Linked DNA regions of Homo sapiens: region 1 is linked to region 2. Evidence: chromatin contacts called from ENCODE Hi-C or POLR2A ChIA-PET data. All regions are on one chromosome and are shown on one strand. The core of a region is the stretch at or near the end of the contact, and the rest is flanking DNA. Distances in the headings are between cores, read along the strand shown. Region 1 holds the start of BTBD9-AS1 (BTBD9 antisense RNA 1). Region 2 overlaps BTBD9 (BTB domain containing 9).

Region 1 (5,984 bases), core at 1,079-3,578, 54 kb before region 2:
TTTGACAAAATTGGAATGGGGGAATAAGCTAGCCAGTGGTTGAGTTTGGGGAAGGAGCACTTGAGCAGAACGGTCAGGGAAGGCCTTTCTGAGGAAGTGAGTTGAGCCAAAACTTGAATTACAAGAAGTTGGCTTGGCTATGCAGCAATCTAAGGGAGAAGTGTTCCAGGCTAGGGAACAGCAAGAGTAAAGGCTGTGAAGTAGAAACTAGCTTGGGGTTTTTGAGGAACAGAAAGAAGGCCATGTGTTTCTGAAATCTGGTGGGTAGATAGTCTGTAGGGTGTTGGGAGGAAGGTATGTTTAGCAATGAGGGCAGACAGATAGACAGGAGCCATGTCCTACAGGGACTTGATAGTGTCGAATTCTAAGGATGATGGGAAACCATAGAAGGGTTTAAACCAGGTGATGGTAGTTGAGATTTTTGAAAGATAACTCTAGTGTGATCTAGTGTGAGAATGGACTATAGGGAAGACCAGACAGCAGGTGGGCAAGGAAAAGTGAATACAAGAGACTGGGAAGGAGCTGCCAGTGAGGCAGGAAGAAAACAAGGACAACATTTTCATGGAAGTCTTAAAAAGTCAGTCTTTCGGTATGAGGAGGGGAGATGGGAGAGGGCAGTAGGTAACAGAAAATCGACTCCTGGTTGTAGCAAGATAGAGCTTAGTGGCGTCCTTTAAGAGCCATTTCAGTGGAGTCAAGGGAGAAGGGAATAGAGGCTGAGGGAATAGGGGTAGCAATACATGTAGAAGATAAAGTATCACTGGGAGGGGAAGCAGAGAAATGATGAAGAGGATGGAGGGGGACCTAGGGTCAAGGGAGGATGATGTTAAGGTATGTGTGTGTGTGGACTGGAATGATACCACAGGGAGGGAGGATTTGATAATGCAGGAGAGTGGATCTTTGTAGGGGCCGTGTACCTCATTATGGGAGAGGGGCTGGATCTCTAGCTCAAGGAGAAGATTGACTTTAGGTAGAATTGAGGTTCCTTCTTTTCCTGTAACAGGAGGAAAGGCAGAGTATGTAGAATAGATGTACCCAGATTGAAAGAGGCAAAAATGGAAGCCTTACCTTCATGTTGACAGTGCTTGTGCCTTGGTGGGTCTTTGTGGTATATCATGGCCTCAAGCTCTGTTTTTGCAGGTCCACTGAGTTATTTGTGCTATATATATTCTTTTCCTACCCAGGCCATCTATCTCAGATACAGATCTGTTTACATGTCTGTCTCCCCCACTAAACTGGCATCTCTTCAACAAGAGTAGTTATCTTTGTATCTCCAGACATAGCTCAGTGTTTGGCAAGAACTGAGTTGAAGGAATGACAGCTACATCAGTAGAAAGGACTCATATAACAGCTACACAAACATGCGGTAGAAAGGAAAGTAATTCAAGAGCATGAATAAAATTAAGTGTTTATATCTTAGAATAATTAATATGATTTCTCTCTTTTAAGTGGAATACATTGTTACTGAACACCAGAATTGAGGGGTAGCTAAAAGTAAAAAAAAAAAAAAAAGAAAGAGAAAGGATCACCTCACACCTCACTACCATCTGGAAAGAAGATGAGCTTTTAACAGCCCCTTTCAGTAGGGACGAGTTAGTGCCTGGCATGCTTTGGTGGGAAGCACATTTCTAGGTTCAGGAGAAAGTGAGAATCAAACGTGTCTGGGAAAAGGAGATCCCAGTGTGATCAGCTTGCTTGTGGAAGATTAGCAGGGGTTGGGGGCGTAGAGGGCTTCGGGCAAGAGTAAATGTTAATGAGAGATGGCTTAAGCAGACTTGTGCCCAAACGAGTGAGAACAATTTGACAGGAAGTTCAGTTGAGCATGTGTAGCACTTCTCCAAATGCTTTCTTCTTGGACTGGGAAGAAACACAACAAAACAAAATAGTTACTTTCCCCTTCAACATTATACAGCACATCCTAAATGAAACATGACTTTCTGAGTTACAAGCTGCCCCTGGCAAAAAGGCTGGTTATAATCTCAGTGTGTTCCCTGAAACTAATGTTCCTTGGGCACTCCAGATTTGTGTGACGTACTGTAAGTTATATCCAACTGAACTGTTCTTTTAACTGCCTGCATTAAGCATCATCAAATAAGTTGCGCTGAAAGGAACCACCTGAATAAAGAAGCTTTTATACCTTTGTAAGTCCTCACTGCATGACCCTAGGTCACTGCTGTTGAACTTGGGAGCTTTCTCTCCCACTTTTCACTCTCTTGCCTTTAATGGATGGGGGTCTCCACACCAGGTTTTCTTTCTCTCTCATCTGCCAGGTGCTAGCAAATGGTGCTGCCAGCCTCATTAGGGGAGAGGGGGTAGTGTGGAGGCAGGCACTGGCCCCTCCCTCATGTGCCCCGCTTCCCAGAGGCCTATGGGATACCAACTGAAAAGAGGTCGTGAGCAGAGCTGCTCACCCTGGAATTCATTTTCTCTAGACTCATTAAAATGCTGCCTTCCTATCTCCCTTGGATTTTTACTTTTCAAAACACTTTACGATGTGCGGCCTCATTTTATTTTACATTAAGCTGACAACCTAACATCTCACCAAGTATCAACTGGGAATACAATTTTGCACTCACTGTGCTGTGCCATCTTGCCAAGTTTTGTCTTTGTTACTCAGCTCTCATTCAGAAAGGAATTAATTTGAATTATATGATGCTATGGTTGTCTCCTTGAAGAAGGGCTAGATTCCTGCACACCTTGGGAAAGTATCTATCTGTGAATGTACTTGAATCTTCCAGGTTATATGCCATTCTTCTCTCTTCTTTCCCTTTCACATCATCATGGGCTCCTCTCACGTTAGAATAAACCTTTCTGTTTTGCCTCTCCCTACTCAATGGGATTTCCATTGTTTCTGTCTTCACTTCCTTTTACCTGGGAGAAGCTGATACTGATGGAAAGGCATTTTTGAGTCTAGATATAAAGCTCTTTGTTTAAAGAGCATTTTTAAAAGAAGGGAATTTTTACATTGCCAAAGGTACCCAGGTGTTGCCTTCCTTCCCCATGAGGATTTTGCACAGAGCGCACATTCATACCCACTATCTCTTAGTGTCAGCCTGTGTGATGGCTATATGCTGTCTACCAACACTACAGTCTGTTTGGGAAGCGCCAAATCTTGGGTAGGCACTGGATCTAAAACTGGCACTGGAATCATCCACTCAGAGGAAGAAAGATTGAGGTCAGGTGGGGAATAAGACAGGCAAGTTGTCAGGCTTCTTTTCAGATGGTTCTCAGAGTACACTTCCATTACTTAGAACAGTGGGTTTGGTGGGGGGTTTTGGCGTGTTCTATAGCTGAGCTACAAGCAAAATTAGAGCTTTTTACTTATATACTACTTTGCATGGAGGTAGTCTCAGGGTCCCAGTTACAGCACTGATTTCTTGAAAAGAGTTTGATGTTCTGGCCCATGCTTAATTTAAATGAGAGGCTAAAAGCAGATTGTGTAACCCACCAATGCCCATTTGACAGGACTTGCACCAATCTGACCTACACTTTCATAAGAGCTCCTAAGCAGAGTGCTGTACTGTGGGTCTTCTGCCTTAACTCCAGGAATGGCAGAGATGAGCTACTGTTTATTGAGCACCGACAAAGGAGAGGTACTCTGAGTGTTGAATGCATGCTGTCTCTCAGCCCACAAGAGCCCTGCAAAGGAAGTGCATTGCTCCCCGTATTTATGGATGAGGAAGCTGAGTATCAAGAAGCTTGCTCAGAATCATGCAGCTAGCAAGGAGCAAGGCAGGGTTTCAGAGCTACGTTTATCTGTTTCCAAAGAGTACACTCTCCCCTCAATTCCCAGTAGTACTTCTCCAGTAAATCTTAAGTATTGTATTGCTTTTTTCCCTTCTATTTCTCTTAGCAGTCTATAGAAAAGAGCGTTTATTTAAAGATTTTAGTGCTCATCTGGGCATAGTGACTCATGCCTGTAATCTCCACACCTTGGGAGGCCGAGGCAGGAGGATCGCTTGAGCCCAGGAGTTCCAGACCAGCCTGGGCAACATGACGGAACCCTTTCTCTACCAAAAATACAAAAGTTAGCTGGGCATGGTGGTGCACACCTGTAGTCCCAGCTACTCAGGAGGCTGAGGCAGCGGGATTGCTTGAGCCCGAGAGGTGGAGGTTGCAGTGAGCCGAGATCACGCCACTGCACTCTAGCCTGGGCGACAGAGCCAGATCCTGTCTTTTAAAAATAAAAATAAAAATAAAAAAAGATTTTAGTGCCCCCTATAACTTGAGGCTTGGATTCTGAAGTGAAAGTTGTTGTTCTGAGAGGTGTTGATTGAGCAGTAGTAATACCAACTACATCAGTGGGACTTGGTGGCCCAGTCACACGGATGCAGTCAGAAAGGGAGTGTTACCTCATAAAGCAGTGATTCAAGCCTGGGCTTGGATTTTAAAATGTTGGAAAGTTGTGAAGAAATGGGATTTTTTTTTTCTTCCAAAGATTGTAATAACTTTGCCATTGTACCATTAACATAGTCACCACCTCATGTTTGTCATGTAACCAATTTATGTTTTTACTAACATTGAGGAAATGATTTTTTTTATGCTTCCTCCTTTCTATCTTTCAATTTTTTCCCATCTACACTGTGTGGATTATCAGATAAACAGGAAGGTCAGTGCTCGCTTAACCAGGGTTTGGCCAGTGCTCAGTGGGTGGGAAGCCGTCGGGAGAGGAGCTGGAGGGGTTGTGTGTCTGAACCCCTGTGCTCCACATTGGGCGCCTGTCAGGTTCCACTGACTTTTCATTGTATATTTGGAAACTCTTTCATAGCCAGAGCAAAGCCCAGGGAAATCTCTCCTCCTGTGGTGTTGGTCGCGTTCTTGTAGTTTCCATTTGATAACAGCATAGTTTACAGAGAACTTTTTGAGCTTTTGGAGAACTCCTGAGACTTATTTTGTCTTTGCCTGCAGCCAAAATAATTGAAGCATTGTCAGTCTATTTCAGCAGCACTTCTTCAGGTAGACTGTGATACTATTTGGGATGTTCAGATAGACCAAAGAGAACACAGATTGTAGCTCCTCCTGGAGCTATAATCCTGGTTTTATATATGATAAAAGTGAAATGGAATTTTAGCTCACAAGACATACCAAGGCGACTTGGTCATTATATAGTAGCAGCCTCGCTTATAATTTCCAGAGTTTCCTCTGAGTTTTAATCTGGCATTTGTTTCTTCCCTTCTCCAAGGAAAACAGGAGTTCTTAGCTCTTCCCTGTAGCTTCTGAAATAAATTCACACAGAATTTGAAGGCAAGTGAAGTAGGTCAGAATCCTTCCGGAAGCCAAGAACCCACTTATCTTCCCTCCTTTAGTTTTCTGTTTTGTCTGCCCATGCACATTTCCTCTTAGGTCCTCTAAGGAGAGTATGGGAAGAAAGGGAGTCAAATTCAATGATGCAGAAAGGGTCAGAGAAAGTGGTTGTAGATGACTGATGAGATTTGACACCATCCTCACTGCCGGCCATGTAATTCTCTAAAAAAAATAGGAGACAAGATAGAGATAGTCAAATCATACTAATAAACTATTTTTCAAGCATCCACATGCCCAGAGATGCTTAAAAGACCAGTAAATGGATGTGTCAGATGATATATATGAGTAAGCTAATATGATAGTCAAAATCAATAAAATAAAACCAAAATATTTTAAAGGTGGCAAAGCTCATGAGAGCCCAGTACTCAGAAATATATAACCTTCCTTTGCACATGTTTCTCCTCACATATATACGCACGTAATCAGAGACTGGTGGTAAAATTTTTAAACTTCTGACCCCCTCCCCCTTCCTGGTAGGAAGCAGTTGAGGGAAAAGAGAGGAAACAGCATGTATTGACCACATGCTGCTTCCTCTTAGGCACTCACACATGCTTTTTGTCTTACCTAATCCTGTATAACATCCCTGTGGCAGCAGGGGTATTCTCATTCTTACAGATGAAGAAATTGAAGCCCAGAGAGGTTGCACCGTTTTTAAAAAGTGATGGGGCCAGATTTCAAAA
Region 2 (5,625 bases), core at 715-3,214:
AATTAATTCTGATCTCTAGGTTCTGCTGAATTACATCCCAGGAAGCTCAGAGAACTTTCAGATCTGATTTTGGAATTTTCATTCAGCATAATTTTTAGCAAGAAGCCTAATATTATATGTGATTGTTTTTCCCCCAAAAGGAGAAATTCTCTATGCAAAGAGGCTTGGCTTTTGTCCCTGGCAGTCATTCTAGAACTAGCAATTAACCTGATAGTTTCTGAGCATTTGAGAAAAAATGCGTAACACTAGTAACCAACTTGAATTTTCTGAAAATAAGTCATTCCGAAATAGATTTTCCTTTAGGGTTTTATTGTTGGAAAATTGGAGCAACACTGTAGATGCAGTGTAACTTGATTTTAGCCAAGTATTTGATGGAGTTTCTTATGACGTTTTGCAAATAAGAGGAAGGATAGGTTAACATTTAAGTACGTATGTGTGCAAGGTGCTCAATAGGGTGGTAAAATTATATTCAAATCCGTTTTTCTTTCTTTTTTTTTTTTTTTTGAGACGTAGTCTTGCTCTTGTCACCCAGGCTGGAGTGCGATGGTGCGATCTCGGCTCACTGCAATCTCCGCCTCCTGGGTTCAAGCGATTCTCCTGCCTCAGCCTCCCGAGTAGCTGGGATTACAGGTGCCTGCCACCACGCCTAGCTAATTTTTGTATTTTTAGTAGAGACAGGGTCTCACTATGTTGGCCAGGCTGGTCTTGAACTCCTGACCTCAAGTGATCCGTCTGCCTCAGCCTCCCAAAGTGCTGGGATTACAGGCGTGAGCCACCATGCCCAGCCCAGTTGTTGGTTCTTGAATCAGTGATGCCCATGAAGTATCTAATGGGGTATCACTGGATTTTGCTCTTGGCTCTCTCCTGACCAGAAACCTAGAAGAAAATATAATAGGCAAGTGGAAAGAACTAATGCAGTAGATGACAGAGTCAAATGAAAAATCATTCTGGGGCCGGGCGCAGTGGCTCACGCCTGTAATCCCAGCACTTTGGGAAGCCAAGGCAGGCAGATCACGAGTTCAGGAGATCAAGACCATACTGGCTAACACGGTGAAACCCCGTCTCTACTAAACATACAAAAAATTAGCCGGGCGTGGTGGGCGCCTGTAGTCCCAGCTACTCGGGAGGCTGAGGCAGGAGAATGGCGTGAATCCGGGAGGCAGAGTTTGCAGTGAGCCGAGATCGCGCCACTGCACTCCAGCCTGGGCAACAGAGTGAGACTCCATCTCAAAAAAAAAAAAAAAGAAAAAACGAAAAATCATTCCAATGCCTGAATAAGCTGTATTATTTAACAGTTGTTTGGGAACCATTCATTGGTTCATTCATTTACTCATTTTTGAGAGCTTTGTATCAAACACTGTTCTTGGTGTTGGGAATGCATGAGAAAACAAAGAGAAACAAGTCATGGACCCTGTGTCTTCAAGGACCTTATAGAGTGTGCCAAAAAAATGCTTTAATACGGATCACTCGAGCCCAGGAGTTCGAGGCTGCAGTGAGCCGCGATCATGCCACTCACTTCAGCCTGGGCAACAGAGAACGTAGTTTTAGTTGGGAGTGGGTGGGGGTGGGGCATTAATAGAGCAAGTGCTAACATGCTAACATAGAGTTGTGTACAAAGGTTTTTGGGGGCCTAAAGATGGGAGTGGTCAATTCAACCAGGGTGCTATTCTATTGCAATGCTGCTTTTCCTTTCAAGGGCCCAACTCCTGAAGAAGCATGAGTGACCACTTCAAACTTCTCAGTCCCCTTTTAAAAGGTCCTTCATGAAGCACCTTTGATGTTCAAATGTCAGGGATATATCTCGTTAATCTTTGGTGCCTGTTCTGCCCCACTGTTATCCCCCTCACCCAAAAAGCTCCCTTCCTAGAACTTTCAGCCCTCAGAGTAGCTGCTCTTTGTTCCTCATTCCTTTGAAGGGGCCTGCTTACCTCTTTTTATGCAAATATAGAAAAGTACCTTGACTTATGCAAATGTTGAACATTAACACTTCTAGTGCCCAGGAGCAATGTTCCCTCAAACATTACACTGTTCAGGAGTAACTAACTATGAAGGTTAAGCATACAGGAACAGTTTAATCTTGCAATCAAATAAAACTTACTCTAGTTAACACAGTACAGGTAATAACATACCTCATCGTTATTGTGCTGCATTATAATTAGTCAAGTAGAGAATGGTTGACCTAAGAGAATGCAATTCATATTTATTTTATGCAGTGGAAACAGATCTTTGTGGATTTTCTCTTCTTTTTGTTAGTTCTCCATTACCTATAATTATCTTGATTGTTGACAGGGGTGTTTTTTGAGACCACTATAATTTAATCTTTTTGGTTCACTGATAAGCACACACACAAATACTTTGACACACAGGTTAGAAAAACAAAACTCCAGCATTTCTAGCTGCAGGGATTTCCTCTTTTCCTTTCTAGGGAGGCATCTTTTCTGTGCATGGCTAGCCCATGCAGTATATGGTTGCTCCAGCTCCCTGGTGCGTACTTTTCTCAGCTCCAGCTGTGCACTGGAATCATTTGGGGAGCTTTTACAAAAGCCCAGTGCCTAGAGCTCACCTCACAGAGAACCTAATGAAATTGGTCTGGGGTGCATCTGCTATCGGTATTTCTTTTTTCTTTTCCTTTTTCGAAATGGAGGTCTTGCTGTGTTGCCCAGGCTGGTCTCAAACTCCTGGGCTCAAGCAATCCTCCTGCCTGAGCCTCCTGAATAGCTGAGATTATAGGTGGGAGCCACCATACTCAGCATGGCATCAGCTTTTTTTTTTTTTTTAAAGCTCCTCAGATGATTTTAATATTCAGCTATGGCTGAACTGCACTGCCATAAAGGGATAGAGGTACAGTGGTTTCTTGGTTATTTGTCCAGGAGAATGGACATGGGTATCAGGGTGCTGTGGAGGGCAGAGAGGTCCTACAGGCCTAGGATGTAGGATACAGAACGTAGAATCGCTACCTGGGAATCTGGGGAGATGGGGAATTGAAGCTTCACTGAGACATTTCAGGGGACACTGGAGGCTGGATGGTCTCTCTCTTTGTCTAGACATGATACTGTTACCAGGGTTCCTTGCTCACAGAGCTTCCAAGATGGTGGCAAGCTGCTTCCGAGATGGTGGCAAGCCTCGTGTTCTCTGACCTGGGGTTCTTGGCCTCATGGATTCCAAGAAATGGAATCTTGGGCCATGCAGTGAGTGTTATAGCTCTATTAGAAGCTGTGGGTCACGGAAGAGAACCGTGGAACCCAGTGACTAGTGTTCAGCTCAATTAGGACGAACCCAGGCACTTAGCCATGCAGGAACAATGGCAAGCCTTTAGCCCAATCGGGAGTGGCAATAGGCGCCTCGCTGGATCAGGAGCACAGCGGACACCCTGCCGGATCCGGAAGAATGGAAGTCAGCGGTGGGTCTGCGACGGCGGCAAAACAGCAGTGGTGGATGGCGAGCAAAAGCTCAGCTCGAGCCCTAACAAACACGGGCCAGAAGAGTGCAGTTGCAAGATTTAATAGAGTGAAACAGAGTGAAAACAGAGCTCCCATTCAAGGGGAGGGGACCCAAAGGGGGTTGCCGTTGCCCGCTCGAATGCCTGGGTTTATATCCCGATCCTTGTCCCTCCCGCCGTGCTGTCAGGCAATAGATGATTGGCTATTTCTTTACCTCCTGTTTTTGCCTAATTAGCATTTTAGTGAGCTCTCTGATTGGTTGGGTGTGAGCTGAGTTGCAAGCCCCGTGTTTAAAGGTGGATGCGGCCTTCCCAGCTAGGCTTAGGGATTCTTAGTCGGCCTAGGAAATCCAGCTAGTCCTGTTTCTCAATACCACATCAAACATTCTTCATTAATTACTGCATCCCCTGGGAACAGGCTTGAAGCAGCTCTGGACAGCCCCTCCTCTCCACCTGGAGGTCCATCCTGATCCTACTTTTTGTAAAGACATCAAGAATTATGACACACGTAGCTTCTGGTTGGGCTTGCTTTTATAGCTTCTGGTCTGGGCTTGCTTTTGTTTGTGTGTGTGTGTGTGTGTGTGTGTGTGTGTATGTGTTTCTTGAGATAGGGTCTCACTTTGTCACCCAAGTTGGAGTGCAGTGGCTTAATTATGGCTCACTGCAGCCTTGACCTCCCAGGCTGAAGCAATCCTCCCACCTTCACCTCCTGAGTAGCTGAGACTATAGGCACACACCACCAAGCCCTGCTAATTTTTTTTTTTTTTTAGTTATTGGTAGTGATGGGGTCTCACTGTGTTGCCCAAACTAATCTCAAACTCCTGTGCTCAAGTGAGGAGGACCCACCTCAGCCTCCCAAAGTGCTGGGATTACAAGCATAAGCTATCATGTCCAGCCTGGGTTTATCCTTAAATAATATGTGATTGCAAGGGACAAACTAGAACTCCCTCTCCTATTCTCTCTCCCTATATGTACTTTACACGTAGAATCTCAGAGCTTAAAATGAATCCCACATAATTCCTCTCATTTTTAGATGAGATGTTGAAACTGGTAGAAATTAAATGTGCTGCTTACTGTCACACTAGTGTTATAAGTGTTAGAACTAGGGCTGGGCTCGGTGACTTATGCCGCCTGAGTAGCTGAGATCCCAGCACTTTGGGAGGCCGAGGCAGGCAGATGACGAGGTCAGGAGTTTGAGACCAGCCTGGCCAAAATAGTGAAACCCTATCTCTACTAAAAATACAAAAGTTAACTAGGCGTGGTGGCAGGTGCCTGTAATCTCAGCTACTCAGGAGGCTGAGGCAGGAGAATCACTTGAACTTGGGAGGCGGAGGTTGCTGAGATCACGCCACTGCACTCCAGCCTAGATGACAGAGCAAGACTCTCACTCAAAAAAAAAAAAAAAGGCCGGGCACGGTGGCTCACACCTGTAATCCGAGCACTTTGGGAGGCCAAGGCAGGTGGATCACCACGACCAGCCTGTTCAACATAGTGAAGCCCTGTCTCTACTAAGAATACAAAATTAGCTGGGTGGCATGTGCCTGTAATCCCAGCTACGGGAGGCTGAGGCAGGAGAATTGCTTGAACCTGGGTGGCGGAGGTTGCAGTAAGCCGATATCGTGCCACTGCACTCCAACCTGGGGAGCAAAGTGAGACTCTGTCTCAAATAATAATAATAATAATAAAAATAAAATAAGATAAATAGGCTGGGTGTGGTGGCACATGCCTGTAATCCCAGGCCTTTGGGAGGCTGAGGCAGGTGGATCACCTGAGGTCAGGAGTTCGAGACCAGTCTGACCAACATGGTGAAACCCTGTCTCTACTAAAAATACAAAAATAAGCCCGGCGTGGTGGTGTGCACCAGTAATGCCAGCTGCTTGGGAGGCTGAGGCAGGAGAATCTCTTGAACCCGGGAGGCAGCGGTTGCAATGAGTCGAGATCATGCCACTGCACTCCAGCCTGGGCGACAGAGCGAGACTCCATCTCAAAAAGAATAAAAAATTTAAAAATATACTTTTTATAACTTTTATAACTCATTCAGATTCACACCTAGTAGGTTGAGAGATCTACCTAATGTTTGTGGCCCATAATTGACTAAACATTTACAATGAGCTGGAGCATTGTCATTGAGCCAGTTGTTGGGCGGTATTATATTTTTTCTGTATCACAGAGAATTTCCCAATTGC

Evidence for each region. Hi-C counts contacts between places; a loop is a spot of excess contacts on that map. ChIA-PET counts read pairs that join two places held with the same protein, here RNA polymerase II (POLR2A). Pooled maps may share reads with other maps.
Region 1: a loop to region 2 is called in a pooled map, with 2.5 times the contacts of the local background. The contact joins the promoter of BTBD9-AS1 here to the enhancer-like site in region 2. A Hi-C loop is called at or near these places in 3 of 37 single-sample maps with no recorded cell type and 4 of 50 pooled maps. POLR2A ChIA-PET finds 5 or more read pairs at or near these places in 1 of 52 experiments (BJ).

The regions. Positions count from the first base shown.
Region 1 is chr6:38,477,940-38,483,923 of GRCh38, reverse strand. BTBD9-AS1 (BTBD9 antisense RNA 1) reads right to left here and starts at 2,328. Exons shown (of 2, transcript NR_144472.1): 1 at 2,138-2,328; 2 at 1,397-1,857. All of the region lies in intron 6 of BTBD9 (BTB domain containing 9), which reads left to right.
Region 2 is chr6:38,424,335-38,429,959 of GRCh38, reverse strand. The region is part of intron 6 of BTBD9 (BTB domain containing 9); the gene reads left to right. Among named protein-coding and RNA genes, the nearest start is that of BTBD9-AS1, 54 kb to the left of the region's middle. Within about 2 kb of position 1,964, at least 2 of the 41 ENCODE cell types and tissues checked have a DNase peak (open chromatin) inside an H3K27ac peak, as active enhancers do.